Regions from separate parts of the Homo sapiens genome. Here region 1 is linked to region 2. The links are chromatin contacts, found by Hi-C in ENCODE. All regions are on one chromosome and are shown on one strand. The core of a region is the stretch at or near the end of the contact, and the rest is flanking DNA. Distances in the headings are between cores, read along the strand shown.

Evidence for each region. A loop is a pair of places that touch in the nucleus more often than their neighbours do. Pooled maps may share reads with other maps.
Region 1: a pooled map shows a loop between it and region 2 (4-fold over the local background). The contact joins the enhancer-like site here to the promoter of ZNF519 in region 2. A Hi-C loop is called at or near these places in 6 of 50 pooled maps.

Annotation. Positions count from the first base shown.
Region 1 is chr18:14,185,510-14,192,035 of GRCh38, forward strand. It overlaps the pseudogene ANKRD20A5P and the pseudogene RNU6-316P. Among named protein-coding and RNA genes, the nearest start is that of ZNF519, 56 kb to the left of the region's middle. Within about 2 kb of position 3,707, at least 4 of the 41 ENCODE cell types and tissues checked have a DNase peak (open chromatin) inside an H3K27ac peak, as active enhancers do.
Region 2 is chr18:14,130,026-14,135,880 of GRCh38, forward strand. ZNF519 (zinc finger protein 519) reads right to left here and starts at 2,410. Exons shown (of 3, transcript NM_145287.4): 1 at 2,250-2,410. The coding sequence starts at 2,252. RefSeq lists enhancers at 1,597-2,118, 2,021-2,360 and a silencer at 2,611-2,670.

The DNA.
Region 1 (6,526 bases), core at 2,457-4,956, 57 kb after region 2:
TTGATAGGTGCTACTTCCTTCGAAGTTCTCCTTTTCAGTAATATTAGCCTGACTTATCTGTCTTTCTCTACATCAGTGACTAGGAAGTGAAAGGAAATATTACTGGTAATATCTCTCAGCTTACAGAATAACACCTTTCCTTCCCAACATTAATCATTCACTGACATTCAGAGAGTTTTTAGAAATTTGCTTATGGGTAATCTTTCAATAAGTAGAGGCTGACCCTTTCATGATTTGATGTCCCTTTGTCACCATGCACGTGATTACGTGTCAACAAATGTTCATTACAAGTTGGGCTTTCTCAATTAGAATAGTAGCAAATCCTGAACTATTTTTTTTAGTTGAAGTTGTATTATGAACTAGCTCAGTATGTTTGTTAAGTTTATAGAGCTTTAGCATAACCAAAATGTCAGTTTTAAACACTGAAGTCCATGGAGTTAATAAAAATACAGATATGAATTCTTTTAATAATTTAGTTTTAGCAGTCCTATGAACCAATTATCTATTTGGTTAACAATCTGGGAAAATTATATACAAATATATTTTAAATGAATAAATGTTGGAAAAATTCTTGAAGCAGGTATTATGAGTCTTTTTAAGCAATTTTTATTATATATGAGAGCCTGAGTTTTTGGTAAAACATATGATACTAGAGAAAGAAAATATTTTACATGCAAATACTTGGATTATACACAACCATTTAGTAACACATTAATAGCGAATATAAAAACACAAGGGCTCTATTCTAATGTGGTACACAGATTTGTTTGTTTGCCTCTATAAGTTGAATCAACATGTAAAATTTAGAAGACTGGTGTAGAAATCTGGACTTCAGGCTTATTCTAAAAAATCAAATCTGGTGTCCCCTGAGTTTCTATCACTGTTTGGTCTGCTGTGCAGAGGTTGCCCCTTTAGAGAAGGCGTGTATTCTCCAGTTTGCTGCTGTGCCCACCTTAGTACTTCCTTTACTCAGGCAACCTTCCTTTGTGCTTGTAAGTATTTGAGTTTACAACTCCTATCTTATAGTATATTTTGATAAAGATTTCAAGGTTTTTAAGTCAGCGTGTATTTGTTATAATATATAGTCTATAGAGTATATAAATCCCTCAGTTATGAAGTTGAATTTTGGAATTTAGAAGTTTTTGAAACTCTTTTCTTTATATATACCACAAATAATTATCTGCCCCTAAGAATGCCTAGAAGACTTTTTAGGTTATTCCTGGTTATAGTTGGATAATTTATGAATATTGCAGACATTACATCTTTCTCCTCAGCGCTCTTCCTTAGAAATGCAAGTGACTTACTGGCTTTTATTATGCCAGAAATAATTCATATGGATCAGTATGAGAACTTTTATTGATAGGCCATTATGTTTTTATTTCTGATTTATATTTTGTCTAAAATAAAAAATAATTTTAAGTAGCCCTTTAAGTGGAAGCCAATAAAAATGGATTTAAAAAGTAGAGCTGCCCTGGAGTCCCGGGATTACCATTATAATTGAGAATAGTATTTCTTACTGAGTTTTGGTTTTTTAAATATTTGTTCTTAAGTTTTTTAAACCTATTTCTCTTACACAGAACATACTGAGCTTTCTAACAGTAAAGATAAAAATCTATTCTCTTGTATTAGGGAAAAAACCCATGGACTATCTAATAATAAGGAAAATAAGTGCATTTGAAGCCAATCTCTCTTAATTCAAAGCTCATTTCCATAGTGACCCATTTGGAGCAGGAGTGCCTGACATTGACATCTGGGATCCTGACACCATTGATAGAAGTGAATCAAGCAAGTTTGTGCCACCCAGAAGAAACCTCCACCTGCATTGGGAAGCTCTGGCAACTGTACCCCTAAAACTCTTAATTCCTCAAATGTTAATGTTTGCCACAAATAGTATTGTCAAATGGGGATTAGGTACAATTCAAGAGATTTCTTGATTATTGGACATAACATACAGTTTTATAATACTTCTCAAATGCAGATGGTCATGGAGTCCTTCTCTTGGGGTATAATACTTCTGGTAAAGCAAATATTCTTTGGAATATAGTTTAAGAAACACTGCTTTAGTGAGAATAATTTAGATCATTAATTTATGTAAAAAACTTAAAATGTTTGCTACTATGTCTTAGGGTTTTGGGGGTATAGAGACAAAAGATACAGACCTTGCCTCAAGAAGCTCTTGGTTTCAGTGGGACACAGTGAAATGATTACAATGTACCATGCTAAGTGCTGTGATCAAAGCAAGGATTCTTGGGACTGGTAAATGTCTAAAGTGAGTTTTGGCAATGACCACAGTTAATCCGGGGAGACAGAGGAGGATTGTTTGCAAGGCAAAGAGCAGCACATCAGAAAGCACAGAGTGAGAAGGAAGGGACTGCTTTTCTTTTACTTCCTTTCTATATTGTATGTTGAAGTTCAAAGCACCTTAGAGAAGATTTTCAGTTCAGTTGAGAAATATGTAATTTTCTGAATTACTAATTTTTTCTGCTGTTTTATAGGACAGTAATACCCCACTTTTATTCGCTATAATTTGCAAGAAAGAGAAAATGGTGGAATTTTTATTGAAAAACAAAGCAAGTACACATGCCGTTGATAGGCTGAGATGGTACAGTAGTTCTTTTTTTTTTTAAATAAAAACTGTGTATTCTAGAGTGGTAACAGTCACTGAAGTCAGAAATATTAATAAGAAGATTAACGTAATTATTGGCATATAGTGAAAAATATCACCATGAATAATCAGATAGATCAGCAAATATTTGGACTGAGTAACATAAAGAACAGTATATAGTAGGATTCATCTTCTCCTAAATATAGAGTGTTTGTTATTTATAATTGGATGTTTTTGGTACTGTAATCTTGTATTAGCTAAAGGGTTTTGTATTAGCTTTATTAAGTTTTTTTGGAGATGCAATCTGGCTCTGTTGCCAGGCTGGAGTACAGTGGTGTGATGGCTCACTGCAACCTCCACCTCTCAGGCTCAAGTGATTCTCCTGCCTCAGCCTTCCAAGTAGCTGGGGCTACAGGTGCACGCCGCCATGCCCAGCTAATTTTTGTATTTTTAGTAGAGATGGGATTTCACCATGTTGGCCAGGATGGTCTCGATCTCTTGACCTCGTGATCTGCTCTCCTTGGCTCCTCAAAGTGCTGGGATTACAGGCATGAGCCACTGCACCTGGCCAGTTTTATTAATTTTTAAAGTGTGGACTTTTAGTTTATGACTACTAGCATTGTCATTATTATTATTGTTGTTGTTGTTGTTGTTGTTTTCAGCCTGCAGATAGCTCTTATCTGACCCCTAGCTGATTTGAATTATATATCAGACTAGGAAAGCAATGGCGAAATCTTCATCTAAATCTTTACCTACTTTAGATAAGTGACCTCAGCACAGTTTCTTGGCCATCAAAGGACTATGAGTTAGCAACTTGTATTATGTCATACCCCAGTGGGACAAGAGGCTTCCTTGTTGTCCTTTTCTTTCAGCCTTGGTGATAATTTACAAAGATGAACACTTGAGCACCCTAGATGCTTATAGACCCAAGCTAGTACATGCAAAATGTTATTATGTCTACACTGACAGGTGGATATTAAATTGGTAAAGTGTATCAAACTAGCTGTTTAAAAAAGTCTCTATTAAAGTTCTTGAGTGGAGTGATTTCTTTGTTATTTTAGAACAGCCCTCATGCTTGCTGTGCACTATGACTCACTGGGTATTGTCAACATCCTTCTTAAGCAAAGTATTAATGTCTTTACTCAAGACATGTGTGGACGAGATGCAGAAGATTACGCTATTTCTTGCCGTTTGACAAAGTAAGTGTTTATGTTAAAAGGCCAGTTAATATTGAATTGAAGTTTAAAATAATTGCAACTATTCCATCTTATACATTAGGTGAGAGTTCCTAGTTTGGTTCAGATAGTTTGAAATAGCAATGAGTTAGTCTACCTTTTAGCCAGAAATCAAGCAGAAATCTAGATTAGTTAGAAGTAGAGTGCAAGATATTTTCAGGATTTTTAAGACCTTTATCCCTAGGGATCTCAATGTTGTTCATTTTATCCTAAGTATAATCCCCATGCATGGGATAAAAAGAGCCACATTTTTTACTTCTTTTCCTTTCTTTTCTTTTCTTTTTTTTTTTTTTTCTTGAAACAAGGTCTCACTCTGTTGCCCTGGCTGCTCTTGAACTCCTGAGCTCAAGTAATCCTCCTGCCTCGGCCTGTCACAGTGCTAGCCACCATGCCTGGCCTGACTTTTCTAATTAGTTATTGGGTCTTGAAATGTCCAATTTAGCAGAAAATCTTGTATTTTCCCCTGGGGCTATCTCCTGTGTCTTCCTTCTTTGAATTTTCCAAGAAGCTAAGGAGTTTCCTAAGTCCAAGGAAGGGAATCTTTCTTTACAAGTCAGAAGAAGGGGGAAAAAGGCCATTCTGATCATTCTGTTGTTTCAATGGACTCATTTCCTGTATTGTTGCCATTGTAACTAGTCCTGCAATCTGATAATGATTGACCTTTGCCACCAGGATGACTTCACTCATTCAGACCCCTCGGTTTTTGTGGTGATTCATACATACAGTTCAAAGCTATGGTGTTTATTAATTTATGTACTTATGCTCAGTCATTGTTCCCTGATGCCAGCACCCTGATCTGGCAGCTAGGCCTCCTAGCTTTACCCACACAAATATTGAGCAAGTTGATCCTCACCCTACACTAAAAACCTTATTTGGAGCCCACATCTTAGCTATACTTAGCCTAGGCATTCATGGTAAGTTATCCTTTGAGACCCGTGTTTGTCTGTTCTTTAACCAACATTAGTTGGGATTGCTCTCAACAGTCAGGGATGTTCAAATAATGTTGCAGGAAAAGATTAGGGTTCCCTTTCCCTTTTGCTATCAGATCTGTACCTTGAGGCTTTTTTACATCCTGTGGAGCAGCTTTGGTTAGATAGCAGAAGGTTCCATGTTATCTTTCCACCGAGTAGTGGGAACCAACTTGCAGTTGGCCCCTCAAGTAATGTGTCTCTATGATAATGAAAATCTGGGCTAATCACAACTCTTCCTGGAGTTTTAAATATATTTTAAAATTCTACCTCACAGGAAGCCATTCAATAAAATTCTCTGAATCTAAAGTAGGTGAGTTGGATTTAACAGAGCTAAGCCTCATCCATGACTCAGGAGTGTCCATGTATCAAACAGGGCTTTGTACTTGTTTCAGCAGCACATATTTTAAAATTGGATCAATACAGAGCAGATAAGCATGGCTGCTGCCTAGGGATGGCACATAAATTCAGAAAGCATTCCATATTTTGCATAGTTCCGGGAAGGTCATTTGACTATTTGTCGAGTAGCTCCAAGGAAGCAGTGTGAGTGAAACCAAAACAGAAGACACCCAATATTGAAATTGTGATTATAACTGTGAAACTACTGATGTAAGGTGATCTCTGAAATGAGAACAGAGCTGAGTAATAAGGGGATGTTACTTGTTGCCGGTACATGTCTTGGAAATGACAAAATGTCAACTTGCATTTCCTTCATGGAACTGAAAAGCAATAAAAGCAGGGTTTTGTCTTGTATGTTAGTTGGAGAGGACCATGGAGATCCAGTGTCCTAGCACAGATCTGCTGGCTCAGAGTTTGAGGAGGTAGAGAAAGAGTGGTAGTTGTCCAAGCCCAGGTTTTGACACCTATTAGTTTTCTGCCCTTGGTGTGATTGATGAGCTCAGTGATGGGAGACAATTAGGTAATCTATTTTAATCAGATGAGTTATGAATTAGGTAAAATGCCCTGAATTACAAGCCACAAAGAATACAACTAATAACCAAAATTAGCACTTAATAACATTTTCTGCAAACTGCAACAATTGAATATTAGAACTTATAGAAAAACACACACCAAGCAATAAAGTTCAAGAATAAATCATTTCATTGCTTTACTATTTCCTGAACATTTAAACATGTAATCTTATTACATCTTCCTAACAACCTACTGAAGTAAGGTAGCAAAATCCTTATTTTTTAGAAGAAATCATGGATCCTAAGAGAAGCAACTTGTCTGGAAACAAAATATCGATTAGTTACAGAGTGAGGACTTATTCTGAGTGCAGGACATGTTACATGATGTCCAGCTAACTAGAGTTCATTTACTGAGCTATGCTTCCTCCATTTATGAGTACTTCACTTTTTTTCTTCTTTAATTATAAGCTTAATAAGCTTGTAAGGTTTAAAAATTTGAAGTGTATGGGACATTAAAATTCTGATATTAGGTCTGATATTGCCTGAAATGGTTTTAGAACTTAATATGTTTGGTAAATATTTTTTATTTCAGTATTAAAATAGCAATTTTATTTATTACTTTTGTATACATAGAATTCAACAACAAATTTTGGAGCATAAAAAGATGATACTTAAAAATGACAAACCAGGTAAGACTTCTGATAGTGAATTTCTTATTACTCTTGGTGGTCCTACTCTTGATAAGAAAGTAAAAAGTAAGATGTAAGATTAAGGTAGTGTTAATAAAAAAAGACCAGTTTAAAAATA
Region 2 (5,855 bases), core at 1,160-3,659:
CTTTTTGTTCTCCGAAATCAGCTTAACGAAAAGAGACACCCTTCCCATTGTGACTTCAATAATACTCTCTCTTCTTTTTTTCTAAACCTATCACAGAGTCAGACATGGACCACACATTTCCATTTTTTTCTCATATACAATTGGCTGAACAATTTCATCTCCGATGGTCAAAAAAAAAAAAAAGCCTATTTGTTCAGATCCCTGAACTTTGACCTATTCTCAGCCTGATTCAACATTCAATCTCTCTTTATTAACCTCCTAAGAAAAAGCTGACTTCAGGGTTGAACGCTCTCTGATTTAGAATCTGATTTTGCCACACTTCATTCTGCCCACCCTCTCTCACCTTCCTTCTAATCTTATTTGCTCTTTCCAACTTTTTTTAAAAGCCCTTTTCTGCCTATCCTTTGAGATCCAATTTACAGTTAATTAAAAAAACCGAAGTTGAAATAAGTGAGCAAATCTATACAGGGGGACAAACTCAGGGAGTGGCAGTGCTTTCTGGAACAGGGACATATGACTCAAGTGTCAAATCAGGCCACCTTATCCCTTGGGACTTTCTATCACCCCCATACTCCTCACTGAAGTGCTCAATGCCCACCCTCCCAGGAGACACTGCACTGTGCCCCACTGTGCTTTTTGCTTTGCAGGTTCTTGCACTGCCTCCCTGGGGTGGGTTTTTCTTGTCCTTCAGGTTAGTTTCTCTCCCTTCGCAAATATAAGACAATTCAGAAGACAGGAATAGTCTATCTTTTTCTCTGAATACCAGCATCTGATTGGCTGACAAGCAATGTGTTTCCATGGAATGAAAACTGGGGTTGGGGGAAAAAAAAAAAAAATCTTAAAAATCCCAAGGGATTCTTTTTTTACAGGAAGGGTAAGCCTGGATATTTCTCTCACCCCCAGGGCATTCAGCTGCTCCTTTGAGAAGCTGCACTCCCATCCCTCAGTGTGTCCTCTGGAAGATTACCAAAGGGCTGCTATTCACCAGAACTCCCAAAATACATGGCTCTGGTTTGTATCTTGGGCCATCTCAAGACAGTTCTAAAACTCAGGACTAGAAAAAGGCCCGAATGTGGCTAAGGAAACATTGCCCCATAAAGTTTCCCAACGAAAACCTCAATCCCAAGATGGCCTAATAAGGGCGTTTGTGCTAAGGGAGGATACAAGGAGAAACAGCAGAAAGATTTTTTACAGTTGAGTGCCAGGGGATTATTTTCTGCTTTTTTCTCATGTGAAATATTTGTAAGTAGAAAATAAGTATTTTACAAATTGCCATCCACTGCTCTGTGAAAAAGTGATTAATTCAAATACTGTTTCTGAAATGTGCAATAAAGGACAAAAACAGTTGATAATGTATGGGAGCGTAGAAGTTGGCTTTGGGGAATGTCAGCAAGAAACCGGAAATTTAAGATTTTACTTCAAGCCAGGTTAGGCTGGCAGAACAGAGTAGTGGATGTGAGACCCTGCTTGCCACACATTTGGAAAATGCAGGCGAAAACCAGTGTCTTTGATTAAAGTTAAAATAATTACATAGCAGTCATTTAGACTGAAGTGGCTCTAGTGGTCTAGGCCTCTATGTAAAAAAAGAAATCTAACTCAAATGCATTTTTTTCTAAGTTACTACCTTAGGAGGAAACGAAATTCAAGCTTAAACAACTACAAACCTCCAATTAATCCCTGATTACATAACCAGGAAATTTCCACCCAGACACTCCAAATAAAGCGACTACATAACTGTACCCAATTATTTAATTGTCTTTGCTTCCTCACACACCTTATACAAGCCTTTCTTTCAAGACCTTCTAGTAGCCCCCCAACCACAAACCATTGCTGAGCGCTGTCCCATTAATTAATCACTGTTTACTCATATAAGCTGTCTATGTTTTAATGGCGCCTCAGTCTAATTCCGAACAGGGTAAGGTAGGGACGGGGGACCCCACGGACCACAGCTCCTTCCACGCAGGAACCCTGCACACCGAGTCGGCGTCTTTCCGATGACTTTCGCCTCATCACCTCACAACCTGGGGAAGATGCAGGGCTGCGGGCGCAGAGCTGCGCAAAGAGGGCTACAGGCTGGGGCCAAAGCCGCCGTGCAGGGACAGGACAGGACGCCCGGAGTCCCTGCACCGGAGGGGACTGAGGGCTGAGCTGCAGACTCGACTCGCAGACTAGGTCCCGTCACCGCCATGTCCAGCCGGTTCCAAGGAGCCCCCTCCCCAGTCTCGGTACGCCCTGCCCCCCACACTCACCATTTCTCGGCTTCAGGGGTGTCCTGGAGTCTTAGCTATAAATCATTCAATGCCAGCAGGTCACAGAGCGACGGAGTGAGTGGCAGAATCACCGAAGTCTCCCGGAGCAGAGGACACAAGGCAATGAAGCCCTAACCCCGCGCTCTGGCTGAAGTGAGACAAAGGCCGCGCCAGATTCCGGAAGCCGCCCCTTCCTCCCTGGCTGCGCGCCTGATTGGACAGTTCCCACCCCAGAGCCCTGATTGGATAGTAGTGCAGGCACCGCGACCTCAGGCCTTGCGTGTCAGAAGATGCTACCATACACTGCACGGAATGAGCCGAGAGTGACAGGCTCTTGGCTCCAGTCACTTTCAGGCAGGGCTTTCTGTCTGTGCTGCGCCTGGCTCTGCCCAGGGGTCATTTTTTTAGCATTGTGGTGTATAACGTTATGAAGGTTATGTTCGTTTATAAAACACACACACACGTTGTTCACAAATGGAAGCAATATAATGACAATTATTTAATATTTCAGATTTCATAACCTTTCTGGCCGCCGGTCTTTGGAGTGGGACACCTAAGATTTTAAGAGAGAAGCAATCCTCTAAAAAATAAAACGTTAGCTATTGTGAATTTTAAATGTCTTATTAGCCAGATCAAAAATAGTAATAAAAAGAGTCCTGACATGGTGGCTCACGCCTGTAATCCCAGCACTCTGAGAGGCCAGAGGTCAGAAGTTCGAGACCACTCTGGCCAACATAATGAAGCCCTGTCTACTAAAAATACAAAAATTAGCCGGGCATGGTGGCGGGCGCCTGTAATCCCAGCTGCTTGGGAGGCTGAGGCAGGAGAATCGCTTGAACCCAGGAGGTGGAGGTTGCAGTGAGCTGAGTTTGTGCCACTGCACTGCAGCCTGGGTGACAGAGCAAGACTCCATCTCAGAAATAATAGGAATAATAAAAAGAAACAAGTGAAATTGTTTGTAATACTCTTTAAGCCATTATACCCAAAATATTATTTTTCATGTGTGGTCAACAAATAATTATAAATATTTTGGATCTAAATCTTTTAAACTCGCTGTGTATTTTATGTTTGCAGCACATTTTACTTCAAACCAGCAGCCATGAGGGCTCTGATGCTCCGATCTCAGGGAGGTGAAGGCCTGAACACCTCTTTTTTTTTGTATTTCTAGGCTATTTATGATTTTTAACACAGACTAAATCAAATTACTGTGCCTGAAAAATCTTTTGCTTTGAAGGCAAGTGACATAAAGACAGAGCTGCTGATATTTTTTCCTGCTGCAATTTAGCCAATCAGCAGAATATGCTTTGAAGGGTAAAGATGTTTTCTAAGACCCCACATTCAGGAGCAGCTATGGGGCAAATCCCTAAAGCACACATAAAAATCACATACAGCCAATGTATTCCTCACCCTGAATCAATGCTTCTCACCCTTGGCTGCATATTTCAATAACCTTGTAGAGGAGTGTTTAAAGTCTTCAAACCCAAGTTGCAATGGGGTAATTAAGTCAATCTCTGGAGTGAGACCTAGGCAACAGTGTGATTTAAAGCTCTCGGGTGATTATAGCACACAGCTCAACTCCCATGTTACTGCTTTAAACCAACATCTTTTGGAGAGCCAGTTGAAATTATTTCTCAAATTAACATAGAAGTGTTTGCTGCTGAGTTGCGGCCTTTCAGTCTTGATTACTTACTTTCTATCCTTTGCAGAACTGACCTCTGCTACTTGTTTTGTTTCTGATTCACACCAGTTCCACACACACTGAGTGCACACTACGTACAGGGCCCTGTGCTAAGTGTCCTGGCCGTGGTGAGTACTATCGTGGAGGAAGGACTTTGCTGTAAAAAATTGCATTCCCCAAAACTACAACCATGCTACTTACTCAATTGAGGTAAAAATGAAAGATCGAGGGGGACCCCCAAGAGTCAGGATGTGAATAAATACCTTGGAATATTAATACCCATCTCATGATGTCTGACACTAAATGCCTCACTTTCAAACAAAACAATACCAAACATTGCTATTATTCTGTTAAGATTAAATATGTAATATTTAAATTTTATTGAATGACATGCATACAGAAATATATGTCCAAAGCATTAACATAATGCTCAGTAAATTATTACAAACAAATACATTTGTGTAGGCATAGGATAGAACTAGCCTTGTTTCTGCCACACAAACCACTTTCTCTTTTCCTCCCCTCCAAAAGTAACCACAATCTTAAGAGCTAATGTTGTAGATAAAGTTTGTCTTTTTATACAATTATTTTATTAGAGAATATTTTAAACATATATGCAATAAGCAATGTAGTATAATAGACTGATGCTCAGCCTAAACATCTACTAATTATGTGCCATTTCTGTTTAACTTCTACTTCAACTCATTCCCCATCCCCACTTTATTATTGTTTTTAGTTATTTTCTATGAGATAAGATGTATATACATTGAAACATACAATCTTTTCTGTACCTTTTTAACAAATAAATACACTCATATAACCTTTTCCCTTTTAATTATAGAATTACCCCCACTTAACAATTATTAATATGCATGTGAATCACCTGGGAATATTATTTAAAAACCTGATTTTGATACGATATACTTGGGTTTTGCCTGAAAATCTGTATTTCTAACAAAATAGAGATCCATAGAGCACATGGTAACTACAAGGTGTCTTTTATCTAAAGCGTATAAAATTTGATGAATAAAATTAAGAAAAATTGAGCTCAGGTAAAAGAATACATTAAAATGAATATGCAATATGCTATCTATAGGAGATTTGGTTACTAATGACTCACATTCATAGGTGGCCTTTACAGAATTACCCAAAATGAGTCATTTACACACCAAATGCACACAATTTTCATAGCTTCCCATTAAAATTATATTTAATGCCTTTACAAAATCTAACTCAGCTTTCTTACAAAATAAGTAACAACATTTTATATGACATTATAAGTTCCATCTATATTAAACCTAAACTTACATAATTTTATTAGGTAGGGTCTGTGTGTCTACCACCCAATATTCTTTTGGGTTCCACCATTTGCACAGGCACCACAGCTGAGGAGCACAGATTCACCACACACAAGATGTTCCCTGCATCTTTTTCTTTCTCAGGGTATCAGTTTATCAGTCAATCAAGTCATGTGAGAATGGAGGTCATGTATTTCCTGGCATAGAGTGTCTCATGGACCCTCTCTTCAGGGGAGAAAAATACTAGAAGGTTCTTTTAGGGGGCACTTCCTGGGACATGGGCTAAGCCATGTAAGGGATGAAGGCTCAGACCAGCAGGTATAGACTTCTCAGAAGGGAAAGATGAGGCAACCATTCTGAATCTGGACCTCTACCACTGCTTGTCCCATCTCATCAAGACAGTTCTGAGGGATTGTTCCTAATGTCTGGATGGTGGAGGTTGGGGAACAGTATGGGCTTTGATGGGACTCAGGTAAGATCCGTCATCGGAAGGCAGGAGGCCAGTGCTCAGCATCTGAATTTGTGTCCTTGTGGACAATGGGGTGCCTTTTTAGGTCCAAGTCCATTTTCACCAAAGAGGAGGCTGGAGACTCTGAATGGCTCCCAGATTCCATTTATGATACTTTTTGG